Linked DNA regions of Homo sapiens: region 2 is linked to region 1. A link is a loop called in an ENCODE intact Hi-C map of the cell type or tissue named here. Cell type or tissue: PC-9. All regions are shown on one strand. Each heading gives the region's core, and the rest is flanking DNA. Links, peaks and the distances in the headings are about the cores only.

Evidence for each region. A loop is a pair of places that touch in the nucleus more often than their neighbours do. Peaks named below come from ENCODE experiments on the same cell type or tissue, not always from the same donor. Only the 100,000 strongest peaks of a DNase experiment are listed, where the experiment ranks them.
Region 2: it touches region 1 in a loop (5-fold over the local background); 2 of 110 quality-filtered maps call a loop at or near these places.

What each region holds. Positions count from the first base shown.
Region 1 is chr1:87,138,915-87,144,296 of GRCh38, forward strand. All of the region lies in intron 2 of LINC01140 (long intergenic non-protein coding RNA 1140), which reads left to right. Among named protein-coding and RNA genes, the nearest start is that of LINC01140, 12 kb to the left of the region's middle. In PC-9, for the core only: no CTCF peak of the experiment used is centred there; DNase peaks (open chromatin) are centred at 2,107 and 2,417; H3K27ac peaks cover 2,297 bases.
Region 2 is chr1:87,240,865-87,246,246 of GRCh38, forward strand. LINC02801 (long intergenic non-protein coding RNA 2801) reads left to right here. Exons shown (of 4, transcript NR_167752.1): 3 at 2,751-2,773. Among named protein-coding and RNA genes, the nearest start is that of LINC02801, 31 kb to the left of the region's middle. In PC-9, for the core only: no CTCF peak of the experiment used is centred there; a DNase peak (open chromatin) is centred at 2,067.

The DNA of each region.
Region 1 (5,382 bases), core at 106-5,105:
GAACTTTCTGCTCTGAGTTAGAGGAAAGGGGAAAGCACTGAAGGAGTGTCACAGGTAAGCAGTGTGTCAGGGTCAGAATTTAGAAGGGTCATGTTTACAGCTAGGACTGGATCCTGGGGTCCCTGTGCAAAATGAAAATGTGGGGCCATTTATTCAAAAACCAGGAAAAAAGGTGCTGTTAAAGGCATTAGAATACAGAGCGTTTCCCTTCATTCTGCAGCCTCTCAATCTGTCGTGGCATTTTTGTATCCTCTTTAATGTCACATCCCTCTGGTCCTCATGGCAGGACACTTGTGGGACAAGTACAGACTTTCACGGGAGCTGGAGCCCTCCCTAACACTTGGGACACATGTGGTCCACTGGCAGCTGGCTCCTCCTCTCCATAGCCATGGGACTGATGTGTCATGCTTCAGCTAGGGGTAGGAAGATGCAGCCAGGTGTCTCTCCTTCCCGGAGGCCTGGTGCTGTCACCCTTGGCAAGCAGGTAACCCTCAAGGGTATTGCAACTTCCCTGTCAAGATGTACTGGGCATCTTGGTTAAGGTTGAGCCTGAGGCTTCCTGTACCAAGTTGCCTGCTAAGTGCATGGTAGCGCTGACAGCCTGGGGTGAGGATGGCCACTGCCACACCCCTTGCAAGATACTGTGAAGCACGCTCACCAACCCTGCCCCTCTCCACCCTGCGCCCAACCCTCCACTGAAGTGGAGTGGACAGTGTCACTGGGACAGGTTGTGGGGGAGGTTGGGCAGGGCCCAAGGTGCCAGGGGCAGTGAAATGGGTAGCCGAGTACCTGTCCTGGGAGGCAGGGAGGTGGTAAGAGATGCTGCACATGAGAGCCAAGACCCTAAGCCCCCGGCCCATGTTCATGTGCCATGGACTTCACTTCCAAAATGGTAAATCATTAAGAATTTCAAGATGGCAACCAGAGAGCATGTGCCCTCAAGCATGGGCCCTTCTGAGCATGGATCCCTGTGCTTTGTGACTACAGGAATCACTCACCCTTCATGAAGCCCATTGGCAGCAAGGCAACTGTAGCAGAGCTAGGCTTAAGGCAGGGAACTCACCAGGAAGGGGCTGGAGCTATCTGGTAATGAGTGCTGAGAACCACAGTGAAGATACTGGTGGTGAGAATGGAGAGGAAGCAATGGAGGGAGATATTAGGAGGTAGAAGCTGTAGGATTAAGAGGCAAACAGGACGTAGCAGGGGTGAGTGAGGCCGTGGGATACAGGGTCACTTACAGGGTTCTCATATGGGTAACTGGTACTTTATGAAATACTTTTACATAATTTTATCACTTTTACATAAATTTTATCACTTAATCTGCAAAACATATTATTGTTACTTCCATCTTATTGGGGGGAAATAGCTGAAATAAGTGAGGTAATTCACTCAAACTCCTCTGGTCAGAAGACTTGGGATCAGCCCAAGGCATTTGATTTTGATGGCACATTCAATCTACCATGACTCCTCTGCTGCTCTGGATGAGTCTGCCTTGTTTGTTTGTTCATTCATTTATTTATTCATTGCTTCACTCAGCAAGTACTTATGAGGGGAGCACAAGGTGCTGGGCATTCGTCTAGGTGCTGAACAAGCCAGGCAAGCCTTCCGCTCTCATGGAGTGCACATTCTAGCAGGGCCCAGGTGCCAGATTTAATCAGAAGTTTCGCTCGGGCTTTAAGGGCCAGTGGAAGCAATTATTTATTTATATTTTCTGTTTCTTGTCCCAGTTTCTAATGAATTAGAGTTTGATTAGCTTCAACAGAGCGCTATGACTAGAGGGAGAATAATAAAGTGTCCTTTCATCCACCCCTATCCAAAAGCTGTGTGTAATTAGAGGAATCAAACCCTGTACTCTTCATCTCCACCTGGGTTGGCAGAGGTCAGTTTATTCTGTAGATATGTAATTATGTTGTTTTGCTCTTTCATTTAAAAAATATATTATCTCTTTCAATGAATCTTATAAATCTCAGGCTAGGAGACTGGATACCCCTGATAAAGAATAAATTTCTAGGTGTTACATTGTTGTCGTGCCAACAGCAATGGTTCTGAATGCTGATCAGATGACTCAACTGTACAGGTCAGAAAGGCATTCACTGGCAACTCAGCCCCTCCCAATGGCTTACACCATAGAAGACCATCAGTAATGCATGTGTTGAATGGTGTTAGGATGAACCAGTTTTCTTCCTTGGTGCACAGCCCCAGGGAACTAGAATGGCTGCCAGATGGCTCCGGGTGCTAGGGCATGAGCATTCATTGTGTGAAGGAAGTGTGGAGACTGAAATCCTTTTAAAGACAATGTTTCACTTGATAGGAAACAACATTACAATAAGACTAATCAAGACCACTGAGTTAGTAGTCATGGAGAACTAAAATCATTATTCTTGCAGCACAAATTCCTGGACCTGATGATACCTCTGTGGCCTGTCATGTGTCAGAGAGTCTGCAGGAATGTAACATGAAAACCTGTAATACCAGAGGTGTAGAGCACACTCCAGTCTATTCACTCTGGAATGCCTGGGGATGGCCCTTGGCTTCTGAGCTGATGGCCAAGAGAGGGTGGAAGAATAAGTGGAGGAGTTGGTCTTAGAAGGTCTGCTCTACAGTAGGCCTGGGGAGAGTGGTGGATCAAGAGGAAGATTCAAACCAAGTGCATTGAGGGATCTGAAGACCATACCCATACCAATCAGTACTCCCCTGGACCAGCGTCATCATCCTGGGCCCCATGTGGCTGCCCATCGCATACAGGAGGCCTAATTGTATGTCTGCTGTGTGTGGCATGACTCCTTCGAATGGCGTTCCTTTTCCCACCCCGTGGCATTGCTCTGCTCTCGCAGTCTCTCTCCATAGTAACAGAAGCTTCCACTGAGTTAACACCTCAACCTATTAAGCTTAAGTGCTTTTCAAAACATTTTATTATTGGCTGAGTGTTTGTGAAGCAGTTTACCTTGGACTCCGACTGGCTTCAAGAGGTTTGAGCCTGTCTTGTATTCCAGGGAAGCGTCATTGCAAACCCAGCACCCAGCTTTCCACCCTTTCTTTACCTCTCTCACCAAATGGTGTGAGGCCATTCATGGGAAGGCCACGATGAATTTTGATTTCAGTCGTTGTATCATTACTTAGCTAATTTAAAGATGGATATCGGCCCTTAAAATTAAAAATTGTATGTTACATGGAAGGACTCCACCCACCCAGGGTCAGGCAATGAGTATATGATTAGACAAATGAGGGAGTGGTGCTTTCCATGTTCCTCTGTTGAGTGAGGATCCCGGTGGACCATGTCCTGGGTCCTTTCTGGGACACTTCCTGGTGTCAAGTTCCCTAACTTCTGTGGGCTGCCAGGCACAAGTGTCAGCATTCATGTTGCAATCCTGATGCCATAGTGTGGCTACTTCAAGGAGATAGTATTCATAATATTGACCTCTTCTTAAAATTATTTAAATAGGCACCCCAGTGCTTCAGGTAAGCGCCATGAATCTTGAGCAAATTTGACTCATGAGGTAACTTCAGAGAACCATTTTAGCTGGTATGTGTGTGTAAGGTGGGGCAGGGGTAGGGTTGGGTATTAAACATCAAAAGGTCATGCTATGTAATACATGCAATATATAAAGTACTGATTCAATAGAACTATGGCAGGTGCTGTTGTAATTCTTTTTTCTGCATTATGCAGAATTTGCAATATAAAAATTAATGCATGTTATAAACTTAAGGTAGCTTCAGCAAATAGGATAAAGAACTCCATGATAACAAATCACAGTGTATATTCACCGCTGGTGAGATAAATTCCATTCATGAGGAGATTTTGATTTCAACCCCTTATAAGAGAATTGTAAGATAGTGGCAGCATCTAATCTTGAGGTAGGTAGATAGTGGTGAGATGGCTACTCATGAATAATTTTAAAATCAATCATCTGTGGCTAAATGTAGTGATTTCAAATCGCTTCACAGCTTTGGGCTGTGGAGGGGAAAAGCCATTGTGGTGAAATAGAGTAAGAAACAGGAGATGTAAAGCTTTCCTCATTTCTTGCTTCAATTCGATCCCTGTTCTTTAATTGCTCTGGGACTTAAGATTCCTTTTCCTGAAGCTACAGTGTGTTCTACATCTTCTCAGAGCTGGGTCCTGCCGCCCTCCTCACACAGCGGGTGAAGCTGCTCCCCTGCTTCCAGCTGCTGGTGGCTCAGCAACTTGGGGGAAGCCCAGTTTGCTACCTTTCTGGACATCCTAGGGGACCTGCAGTTCAGCCACAGCGAGGCCCAGGGAGGGGACAGCTGGTGTCCTGGCAGCTGGGCTTCTGCACTGCCCATGACTTTGAAGACACAGCATCAGAGAACAGAATGGTGCCTTAGGTTTCTGGAGGGTCCTTGAACTAAAATGTGATGAGAAAATCTGTGTCAGGAGAAGATGGCAAGGAGGGAAGAGTGGTCTTCTGGCCACAGCAGGACTCGGGGTGGTGCTGGGCCACAGATGTGTGCCCACCTCATTGGAGTGCAGGGCTTGTGGTGGGAGCTGGTGGGCATAGCAGCATTTACACTGTACAAAGTAGACACTCTTCTGCAAACCTTCCTCCCATAACTCCCTGCCCTCAAGTGTGGCCTAAACTGCATGAACCTAAAACATTCCAACAGTATATTGATGACAGCTAAACTGTCATAACACAACAACATGGTTATATTGAATGCTGCCTTTTAGCCATCCATGATGTCTCTGTATTGGTGACAAAATATTTTCCTACAACCACACATCTGTTTTCACTCTCAGGTCTTTGTATCATATCCTTATTCACAATTCAGGATGATGATGACGATGATGGTGATGGTGATGATAATAATAGTAGCTAACACTATGTAATATTAGGCACTACGCACATTTCATCTGTTAACTCATTTAATCTCCATAAGACCCACCTGAGGTAGGTACTTTATTATTTCTATTGAAGTAACATAAGGTCACATTTTGGTAAGTGGTAGAACCAGGTTTCAAATCCACGCACTCTGGCTTTGCTCTCTGTGCTCTTAACCACTTTGCAATGGTGCCTCTCATTTCCTCTATTCTTAAGTAAAGAGGAGAGCAACTCAGAACAATTACCTACAGTATTCAAAGGTTAGAAAATTTTCTGTTAGTTACAAAGTATCAGCAACCAATCCACATAGCCCAGGGAATTAGCTTTGCATTTTTGCATTCTTGCATGGGTGCATTCAGAAATTTATTGATTACTTACCACCTGCCAGACCACCATGCTGGGAGTAAGACCAAGGCAGACATGCTCCCTGACCTCATAGAGCTTCCACTCATTCTGGAAAGTTAACAAATTAAATAGGCATCACGGTGATGTGTGATGAGGATTATGCTAGATGAAAGTATAGAATAACAACAGCTAATATTTA
Region 2 (5,382 bases), core at 95-5,094, 100 kb after region 1:
CAGAAAAAGGCTTAGAATGTGTTTCTGGAAGTGGTATAAAGGAAGCCTTTCTTTAGGGCCACCTTTGAGACCTGGGCAAGTAGAGGAGGGGTAAGAACGGGAGACCCAGGCCAGTGGATGGAGCTCTGAGGGCTGGCAGGGATGGAGGCCTGGGGCAGCAGGGACCGAGTGGCACTGCCATCTGGCTTTGGTTGCGTGGGCTTTGGAAAGTAAGTTGGTGTTCTGAAGGCAAGGCAGGAGGGATCCCAGTGCCAGGGAACAGAGTAAATGAGAACTTGTCTCTAAGCCACGGATTCTGGAATTTCCCATAATTAACATTCCAGCTGAATATTCAAAAGGCCCGGGCTTTTGGTAGGCCTGTAAATTAAAACAGAATAAAGTATTTAGGGTCTACTTAGGAGGGTAATGGTCTGGGAAACCATGGCTTTTGTTATTTGTGAAATGTGACTCAGTTTTTACATCTGTAAAGTGGCAATAGATTCAGAAATTTTTAAAATGTTAGTCCTGAGAGGGATCTTAGAGATAATTTAACTCTTTTTATTTTAGAGAAAAGGATCCTGAAGCCAGAGAGATTTGTTACTCTAATGGTATTAATATTAATAATGGTGTTGACTATGCTGAGTGTCTGTAGTACATAAATTCATTTAATCCTCACAAATTCTTTCTGAATAGTTATTACTATTATCCCTACTTTACAGATGAGAAAACTGAGACTTAATAAGGTTGTGCGTCTTGCCCAAGGCCACACAGCTCATAATGGGCATAACTGGAACTTGAGACCAAGTCTGCTGGATTCTAGATTCTGAGTCTTAGAGAAGTAACTCACAGCAGCTCATATAAAAACTTTTCTTCACTTTAGGAGGCCGAGGCAGGCAGATCACTTGAAGTCCGGAGTTTGAGACCAGCCTGGCCAACACGGTGAAACCCTGTCTCTACTAAAAATACAAAAAAAATTAGCCAAGCATGGTGGCGCACATCTGTAATCCCAGCTACTCGGGAGGCTGAGGCAGAAGAATTGCTTGAGCATGGGAGGCAGAAGTTGCAGTGAGCTGAGATTGCACCACTGCACTCCAGCCTGGGTGACAGAACAAGACTCTGTCTGGAAAACAAAAACAAAAACAAGGACAAGGGGTTTACAACCATGGAGTAGGGTGGGGGTCAGTGGATAGAAAATTACTAAGAGTGAACCTTGAGAACAAGGGGGTTTCTGGCTAAACCAACTTGATGGGATTATTGTTGAAGGCAGGCCAGGGTGATCGGATACCAAGGGCAGAGGATTTTTCCTTTTTTTTTTTTTTGACAGGGTTTTGCTCTTGTTGCCCGGGCTGGAATGCAACAGCGCGATCTGGGCTCACTGCAACCTCCACTTCCTGGGTTTAAGCGATTCTCCTGCCTCAGCTTCCTGAGTAGCTGGGATTACAGGCGCCCACCACCATGCCCGGCTAATTTTCGTAATTTTAGTAGAGACAGTTCACCATATTGACCAGGCTGGTCTCAAACTCCTGACCTCAGGTGATCTGCCCGCCTCAGCCTCCCAAAGTGCTGGGATTACAGGAATGAGCCACAGCGGCTGGCCGAGGATTTTTGTTAGTAGGATTCTTGTTCAAAATGGATTCTACAAACACAGAGAGGGAAGCCCAAGTTCAGGCCCAGTCAAGCTGAGGACTCAGAGGAGCCTGACTAAAGTTTCAGTCAAAGGAGAGAGTCTTTGTCAAACTCTATGAGATAAGCAATATTATTCCCATTTTATAGATTTGTAAACTGAGGCACAAAGATGAGTCAAGGTCACACAGTTGGTAAATGGTGGAAACAGGATTTAAACCTATGGAGTAGGATTTGAACCTCTGTGCTATATGTATATCTAACGTGCCTATTATTGACATGTACTTCCACACAACTACCATATAATGACAATTTATGTGTAATATGATGCCCTTGATCATTAAAGACAGATTAAACATAACACTGTGTCTTTGTTGGGAGATTTATTCTATTGTATTCAAGTATTTTGGGGATCGGTCATCCATCTAGTTTCCAGATAACATTTGCAGATTATTATCTCAATTCCTGGCCATTCATCCGGAAGGAGCTATTTGCTTAAGTGGACGGGACTGACCTGGCTACAGCTCACCCTTGTCCTGCCCTTTCCTCTTCAGAATTGGAAGGGAATCCTGCCCTGCCGTTAGGCACTGCTTTCTCCCTTTGACTGGTTATACTGGAAGTCATTTTGCAGATAAGACCAGCATTAAGTTTTGTGAAATAGTGGCGTCCATTGGTGTTGAAAGGTGTAGAATGAAATCACTTAAAGTAGAAGCTGTTTTCCAAATGATTTCATGTCTCAGATCTAAATTATTCATTTGAGAAATTAATCAGTTTGGATTTTAAGAGTTACTGTTGGGTGATGTTTTTCTTCTTCTTTTGCCTCTAATGGATAATTTGAGGGAATCAGCTTTTATATTAAGAAGATAAAACATGAGTTTGCAAAGTTGCCATCTGATCTTATTGCCTGGTGGGCCACCTAGGAAAAGGAGTCTCTGATGGATATTGGATCCTGAGGTGCATGAGGGCAGGAGCTACATATAGACAATTCCCTTTGTCTTTTATTTAATGCAAAGCCTTGCACGACTGGGCACCACACATTTGCCTGCTAATGATATGTGGGAGCTGGAGAGTTACCCCCATTCTTCATTCTAAACATCTCTCTTGGCTTTCTTTGTCCCACTGCCTGCCTGAATCTGGCCCTGAGCAAGATGGCCACCCCACAGGACATAAGGTATGGGTTTGGAAAGTTGAGAAAATGATCTGTGTTAGCTGGCTTCTGTGTTCCATGTACATTTTATTGGAGCCTGTCTGAAGATAGTGCCTTGCTTTTGGAATGAGGCCTACTGAGTCATGCCAGACTGTTTAGCTTTTCTTCTTTCACGGTAATGCCTTATCTCTGAGCATGAAATTGGCCCCATGTTTGTCTATCTGGTCACTACCATGGTTCCCAAGCCCATATACATCCCCTAATCTTTTTCTTTGCTACTCATGCAGTTTTTCTACTCATATTCAATACTTTAAGAAACTCACTCTTTCATTCTGTTTTACTAACACATCACCCCTTCCTGTTCCTTCTTCACTTTAGTATTTTCTTTTTCTGAGAGGAGATCTTGGATGAAAGTTATTATAGCCATAATTTATTAAATGTCTTCTGTGTGTCTGGGTCTGTGCTTAGAACTAATAATTATTTGTAACAATTGTCGTCACTGTACACTTACTATGTGTCCAGCAGTGCTAAGTGCTTTGCAGACATAGATTCATTTAAGTCTTATAACAAGCTTATGACATGAATACTATTAATAAACCCATTTTACAGATGTGGAGATTGAGGATTAGTGAAATTAATTAACTTGCCCAAGGTTACTAAGCTAGTAAATGGCAGTCTTGAATCAGGCAGTCCAACTCCCAAGCCCTACTCTTAATCACTACAATATGTTGTCCTTCTTTTAAGCCTGTGGCCTTTCCTATTGTTCACAGGTATCCCGCAAGGGCAGTGTTTTGCTGTGCAGACCTAATAAGATCCATGCTTTGACCTCAGGCTTGTCTGCCTCCAAAGCCCAAGCTTTTTCCACTCTCCAAATTGCCTTTGAGGAAGATAGACTCTGAGTTGCCTGCTATCACCTCACCAGTTTTTCCTTTCTTAGGCATGGAGAGAATGATGTAGGATTAACTACATCACATATGATATCCAAACAAATCCATTGGTTTACTCCAGTGGCTTCCCAATGTCTTTATCATCCTTTCTTCACATTTTACATGGTACAAGAGATCGAGACCGAGCTACTCTCGTTGAATTCACAATAGGGGACCTGTGCCCTCTTGTGCCCCTGCTCTACCTCCCATGAGCCATGGTTTCTGCAGTTCCTCCATCAAACCCTGAAGGACACCTGAAAGCACAGCTGTAATGTCAGTTAACCTCATCTTAAGTCAGGAACACATACCAACCTTCACTAGGTGGATAGTTGTTTATTCCATTTTTGCATTTATCAAGTATAACATTATTCCAAGACATCTATGGTTAAAACAACAACAACAACAACAACAGCAACGTTAAGTCCTCATTCCAGCCAAAAATATATTTTCTAAGCCCATCTTCCTATAATTACCATTAAAAGAAACATATTGGTCAGATCAAATCCATAAACACTTGTCTAGTGCCTGCCAGCCCTGGGGAAACAAATCTCAGTATGACATGGTAACTTCTAAGTTATGAGATGATGATCATGATTATTATTATTCTCAGTTTTCTGAATGGCTTAAGCCCAGGCAATTAGGTCCTCTCTAAGACTATAGCAAAACAATCATGTGTTGGATTTCTCTTCCCACAGGAACTCCAACATCCAAACCATAGACACAACACTAAGGCAGGTCACATTATGATTTCACCTAAGCAACTAGAGTAAGCCATGGCTTACTTTCTTCCTATAGACAGTCCAGGGCACATGCTAGCCATGGACTTTAGCTGCTGACACCCAGGTATGAAACTAAAATGAATGATAGACAACTCATAGCAAGATGTAGAGTACCATGAAGCCAAATCTAAAAAGTTTTCTGGATGTGTCTGTTATCTTTACCACTGTATTATCAGACCAATGTTTTGAATTTTGATCTTCATATTTAGTGGAAGGAAAATCTGATTCCTCTGGAGTAAAAAAGGTGAAAAAGATGACATATGTGTACGTCTTTTAGGTTATGAGTATGGAATGGTGGCAAAGAATACTATGTGTCCGCCAAGTCCTATCGCTTTGCCTTTTAGGCTCATACCCAGACTATACCTCCAAGCGTTTTTTGTGACTAGGTGGCATCATGTCAATGAGTTCTGGCCAATAGATGTTGCCAGAAGCAATGTGTACCATTTCCAGGCCTGGCCCACAAAATCACCCTATGCAACCCTCCATGGTCTCTCCTCCTATATTCACTGGTTGAATGGAGAGGACTCTGTAGATTTGGAGTATAGTGGACCCAGAGGAGAGAAAGAGTGTAGATCTCTAAATGAGCAAAGAGTTTGTAGAGTAAGACCTGCACTTGGCAGTGAAATAAGCAATAACCAATTTTTTTGTGTTAAGCTGTTGAGATTTGAGGAATGCTAATTACAGAATTTAGCCTACCTTACTAATACAGAGGCACAGTGAATAAGAGCCTAAGTATTAGACAATTCTGGGTTCTATACAAACTTTTCCACTTACCAGCTGGGTGACCTTGCACAAATTACTTACCCTCTCAGAGTTTCAACTTCATTTGTAAAATGGGAATATGATAACACTTACCTCATAGGATGGTGGGAGAACTCTATGAAAACATATGTATATAATGTCTGTTACATAGCAGGTGTAGCAAGAT